Linked DNA regions of Homo sapiens: region 1 is linked to region 2. A link is an interaction called in ENCODE POLR2A ChIA-PET data of the cell type or tissue named here. Cell type or tissue: Panc1. All regions are shown on one strand. Each heading gives the region's core, and the rest is flanking DNA. Links, peaks and the distances in the headings are about the cores only. Region 1 overlaps STXBP5-AS1 (STXBP5 antisense RNA 1). Region 2 overlaps STXBP5-AS1 (STXBP5 antisense RNA 1).

Region 1 (2,927 bases), core at 162-2,661, 180 kb before region 2:
ATCCATTTAACCTAGAAAAACTGCAAATACTAACCCTGAATCACAGCAAATAGGAAGAGAATTTGATTTATTCTACTTATAAGAAGATAGAAGTAATGTTTCATTCTTATTGTTTTCATGGTCATTGTATGTATAATAAGCAGTTATACTCTGGTATAAGGATATATATGGACATATATAGAATTTGTACTTAAAATACCAAGTAACCCAATTAAGTGCAAATTATAAAAAGTACAAGAGTAGATCTGTTGATGAGTTTTATAAATATTTATTTTCTATAATGTGAAATGCGTTACTAAGGCAGAAAAGAAATTTTTTCCCACCCTATTCCTAAAGATAAAAAAGATGGAGGTGAGTCATTACTTTCTGCTGTATTTTATAATCATCATAATATACATGAAAACTATCAGTGACTCACACGCAATTCTTTTCCGGCAGCACTGTGTGTGCTTGTTCACATGAACTGACCCTCATAACTGACAACTAACAGTAAAACATATGTCATCATGCTTTAAACAAATATGCTTTGAGGAGATAGCCTTCTCTATTCCACCCCCCACCCCACCCCGAGTAACAAACTGAGTGCATTTAGAGCAATGCACTAGTGAATTAAAATGTGGGCCACATAAATAAATCTGAATTGTTTAGTAGCTGCACTAAAATATGTAAAAAACAGGTGAAGTTAATTTTAACAATTTTATTCAGCCCACTATGTGTTATATAATTTCAACATGTAATGAATATAAAAAATTATTGATATTTTATATTTTTTAATAGAAATCAGGTATGTTTTTTATGCTTACCGTATATCTCAGTTTGGGTTACCCACATTGCATGTGCTCAATAGCCACAAATTGCTAGTGGCTAACATACCCCACAGTGCAGGTATAGAGTTTATACAAGAAAGAAAGGGAGGAAGGAAGAAAGAAAAGGAGGAGGGAAGAAATTAGGCTTGATTCTTTCAAGACAGTAGCAATATTTTTTTTAAGTGAAAAGTATACATTAATTGTAGAATTAAGGGCTGAAGGTAAACAAGAAACTGTGTAGCTTTGGTTTCCTACGAATGTGCTGAGTGTCTTCCGTGGAATATGGAGTACTTAAGGGCAGGGACTCTTCTTATTCATCTCATTACTGTCAGAGCCCGGCACATTGTCTGGCATATATTAAACATACATATTTGTTGAGCATGTGAATAAGTGAATCAATGGCACTATGATACCCTAAATATGCTTATTTTAAAGATTAAGGATACCCAGCTAGTTATTTCCATATTAGCAAGGGATTTAGGCAGAGTATGGAGGATGTCAATTTCAGAGATAGGAAGAGAAGTTATGGTTGATACTTTCATCATCAATATTTGTGAAATTCACTGAGACAAACCAACAAGTATAAAAGTGAGACCATCATAATACAGCCTGCTTTTAGAAAGCAATCTTTTAAAAAGATGGCTCTTAGGTAGAATTTCATCATTTTACCTAATTCTAAAAGATTTTAGCCAAGCCTCGTAACTAGATAACTAGATTAAATCTGTCATAATAAAATTTTATATTAAAAGACTTTAAGAAATATGCTGCTGTGTCTCTAGTTCATATATTACTTATTTCTTTCTCATTCTCTTTTTCCTTTAACCTAATGTATTTTGTAAGGTGTGTGCTTAAATTCTGAAAGGATTGAGTTCCTCAAGGAGAAATCAAATTCCTATTAAACTTCGTGTCTAAAAGAAAAAAAATTGCTTGGGTTTAAAGAACAAGTGAAGTATGTATTTCACATTTAAAGGAAGACTTGCAATGCCCTCATTTGCTTTCTGTCAAACTAACCAGATATCACTTTATTATCAAAACAATTTTGCTGAGTGTGACCTAAGACATCTTTAAAAATAGCACTTGTATTTTTCTTTCTGATGTAAAAAACAACTCTTCTGCATGGTAAAACATTTGCAGAAGATTCTAAAGAAAGAAATAATAATTACCCACAATCTCATCATTCAGAGATATTTTAATATTTTAGTATATTTTCCCAAAATCATTTTAAAGAATATAAATTATTAATTTTATAAAATTTGGCATATTACATCAGCTTATATCTTGTCATATAAGAATTTTCAAAATATTCTTTGAAACTAAGAATTTATTGAATGCATAAGATACCTATGAAATTTGATACATGTAATGAAGTAAAAACATGATATTCACATATTATACTTTGGAAGAAAGCATTGACAATTACTGGTAAAAAGCTGCTTCTAAAACTATCCTCTCCTTCCTTCAACTTGTCAATACTTCACTTAACCTTTCTATTCATACTTAAGCTTCAAAATTCAGAGGCTTAAATGTTAATGGTATAAAGGTTTCAATGGTGTTGATAAGTTGTTCTGAGTAAGATAAGAAAGTGTGTTTTGTTGTTTTGCTCCTGAAAGGGAGGAGAAGATAGGAAGGTAAGAGGAAGCCAGTCAAATGGCAAAATGCAGTGTGGTGTGGATTTCTATCTTTTCATCTCTTCTTCTGTCAGCTCTGATGATTACTAGATTTCTACTAAACTCAGAAATGTTTTAGTGAGTGTGATTTTTATGAAAACTGGTGATAATGCTTGATGCCAAGTGTTCCTGTTTAGGTTGACATGGAGTGAAATAAACACTGTAAAGTAGATGCCTGGACAACGGATAAAAGGTTTTGAAAGGATAAGCCCTCAGGAACTACAAAATATGATGGGAGGGCTTTGGGCCACTACCAGCCATGTTGTAGTTACATTCCTTGTCTTGAGTCCCATGGATTTCTCTTTGAAATGGACAGATTTATGTTTAATTTTCCTCTATTTTCCTACAGTAAGCTATCTCTTTCTCTTTCACACTCCTCACATTCCCATCTCTGAGATCTATCACCTTTGATCTTTCTATCTCAGTAATTTTTGAGTCCTTTTCTTCTTGCACC
Region 2 (2,927 bases), core at 244-2,743:
AGAGCATTTTTCGATAACAACTCAGTCAGAGGTCAGTTGCCAGGATTTTATTGTTCATCCCCACACAGTAAGATGATTTCTTTTCTCTTGTCTTTAGCTTGACACCAATATGAGGAAGCCTAAGTTTCCTCTGCTATGTTTGGTGATTGATTTTTGTAGCTGGGGAAGCATCCTTTCACTGCATGAAGACCTGGGTCTACCAAGGCTTCTGCAGGGAACTGCTGGAGCACAAAGTATTCATCTCAAAGTTTGTTTTAGAGAGACTTGGGAAATTTTAAAAGCTTACCGAGGCAGTACAGCAAATGCAGCCTAATATTAATACCATATACTACCAGGAATAGCAAGTCCAGAGCAAGTAACCCTACTTCCCACATCCAGGCTGGCAAAGCTCATTGGTCAGGTTCTCTAAACTATGCTCTGCCCATATCCACCTTTAAATTCTTTCCAATATCCCAGAAGCTAATATACTCCATAAGGCTAAGAACAAATAATCCAAGTTAATATAAAAGCAAGTAAATAAACGAGCACCTATCTGACAGCCTTGCATGGAGCGACAAACCATCTAGGTAGTCCTTACAGTTCTGAAGTTTTCCTCTCACATTCAGCAGAGCTCTCAACCATCCTTCTAGAGTTTGCCATATTGTTTAGCTCTTTCCCTTAACAAACAAATGAGAAAACTTAAATAATAGTTGTAATTATGTAGGTTATTCTACTTCTCAGTAGAAGTGTGATGCAGGGTATTTTGGTCTGTCTTGAACTAGGCTCAGCTCCCTGGTTTTTGTAGAATCACGGACTCATTTCCTTCGTGCCATTTGGATTTTTTTTAGCCTCTGGGTTCTTCTCCTCAACTCTACTCTAAGAGCCAGTAGTATTTATTGAAAGAGTGCTATGTTTCTAGGCATTTTACATCATTACCTTTAATCCTCCCAAGAACCCTAGCAGGCATCTATACTAATTCTGTTTCACAAAGAAAGAAATTGAGGTTGAACTAGTAAGTCGTGGAACCTCTGTCTGAGCCTGAGACTTGACTCAGGACTCTCTCATTCAAAGTAACCATAGAAATTTCAGTTTATATAAAATGGAGAATCTTTATGCCAATACAAGTTTTCAGGGTTTGAGGAAGATATCAATGAAACCACCATGAACTGGTTCACTTTATTATTTCTCACAAAAGGTAGTTGTTGCAAGCTTTTTTGCTTAGATTTTGCTTTGTACACAGTCTGTTTCTATGTAGCATGGCTTGAAAGGAAGAGAAATTATTCAAAATCCAATAACTTCTGTGTTGATAAATATGGATATCAAATCCAGATGATACAGATTCTTGTTTTTGGAAAGGAGAAATAAAGAGGCAAGGTTTATGTAAAGAGGATTAAAGAAACTTCTCCAAAATCCAACAGCACAAAGCGATTTTTATTAGCTTTACAAACAAGAATAGAAATTTGAACAGTTCATAAACTCTAAGTCAGTCTGACCCTTTCCCAGGAAACACGAATTCTCTTTCCAGTGGGTAACAATCAGTGTTGGCTTAGTCAGCACCTGTCCCTCTTCTTCCCCATTTCATTTGTTTCTGCTAAGAAACTGGCAATTATTTGCATTTAAGGTCTTCCCTATTGATTATATTTGAAACTGTGAACTGGATTTGCTGTCTGAGGCAGGAGGTGAATAGAGATAAAAGGAAATTAACCCTAGCAGCAGGTGAATAAGATACCAGCAGTTTTGGAAAGGTGAAAGAACTACAATGCAATAGCCTTACCCCTCCAAAATCAAGGGCAGAAAGCTTTTTAAGAAGGGATCATCACTAGAGTCAGATGCTATGTAGAGTTCAAGAATGACAAAAACTGATCAAGGGGCCATTAGTTTGAATGATTAAGGGGGCAATAATTTCTTTTCATAATGTTATTTTAGTTTTCAGTGGTAGGGACAAAAGCTTTAAAAAGGGAGAAGTAAAAGGGCCACATCCATGTGAGCTATTGTTATATTTATTCTATTATTTAATTGTTCTGATATTCTTTCCTAGTAATCCAACCTAAATGCTGATCAAAAATTGACTTACGTATGTATGTAGTTATTAACACTGAAATGATTTAAAATAAATTTTAAAAATGCCAAAAGCTGATTTTTCTCTCCTGGAAGCTGAAACGACTGCACTATTAGGACCATCTTGAGCAGAGAATTTATTATACAAGGTACAATCTCACTGGGTATGCTGCCCAAGTAACCTTGTTTAGAAGGATATATACGTTTTTGGTTTAGTTTAAAAGAGGTGACTAGGAGAAGAGAAAACAGCAAATTACAAATAAGATGCAATGCCTACCTTGGGTCTTTTAATTTTTTCCCTGCTCCGAAGTCTATAAAACTCAATAAGCCACAATGAGCATAATATAATAAGGTGTTCATAGTTTCCCTTTATAGACTTTCAGGCAGACCAGCCCTAGAAGTTCTGTAGCTATACGCTGTTGCTCTAACACAAGGGAGGCTGCATTTCTGTAGATGCTACCACTGATCACACCACCTGAAAATGCTGAGTGAATTGCTTTAAAGAACATGGCTGTCAGACCTCCATAGCGTCAAGTGTGTATTCATTTAGTTAGAGCTAGGAACCAACAACAGCGAAATGACAATGACTAAAATCAAGAGTCTCTGATGACCAGGGAAATTGTTACAAATGTCCAGGGTGTATTGATTCTAAATCAGGAGACCCCAGTTCAAGGCCCCATGGTGTCGTTTGTGTGATTATGAATAAGTTATTTAACCTCTTGATGTGTTTCCTCCTTGTATAAAAGAATAATGACATAATGACATCTGGACCACAAACTGTCCTGCAGAGTCATAGAAAGAGGGCCAATGTAAATCCTCAAGCAACTACACGTGAAAGTTATTAGTGTTGTTAGCATTTCTGTTTTGATTCCCCCAATGCTTGATTTTAT

Evidence for each region. Peaks named below come from ENCODE experiments on the same cell type or tissue, not always from the same donor. Only the 100,000 strongest peaks of a DNase experiment are listed, where the experiment ranks them.
Region 1: POLR2A ChIA-PET joins it to region 2 with 14 read pairs; 2 of 35 experiments call an interaction of 5 or more read pairs at or near these places.

Annotation. Positions count from the first base shown.
Region 1 is chr6:147,159,706-147,162,632 of GRCh38, reverse strand. All of the region lies in intron 3 of STXBP5-AS1 (STXBP5 antisense RNA 1), which reads left to right. The region is part of intron 1 of LUADT1 (lung adenocarcinoma associated transcript 1); the gene reads right to left. Among named protein-coding and RNA genes, the nearest start is that of LUADT1, 2.2 kb to the right of the region's middle. In Panc1, for the core only: no CTCF peak of the experiment used is centred there; no DNase peak of the experiment used is centred there; H3K27ac peaks cover 57 bases.
Region 2 is chr6:146,977,418-146,980,344 of GRCh38, reverse strand. The region is part of intron 6 of STXBP5-AS1 (STXBP5 antisense RNA 1); the gene reads left to right. Among named protein-coding and RNA genes, the nearest start is that of LUADT1, 180 kb to the left of the region's middle. In Panc1, for the core only: no CTCF peak of the experiment used is centred there; no DNase peak of the experiment used is centred there; H3K27ac peaks cover 1,299 bases.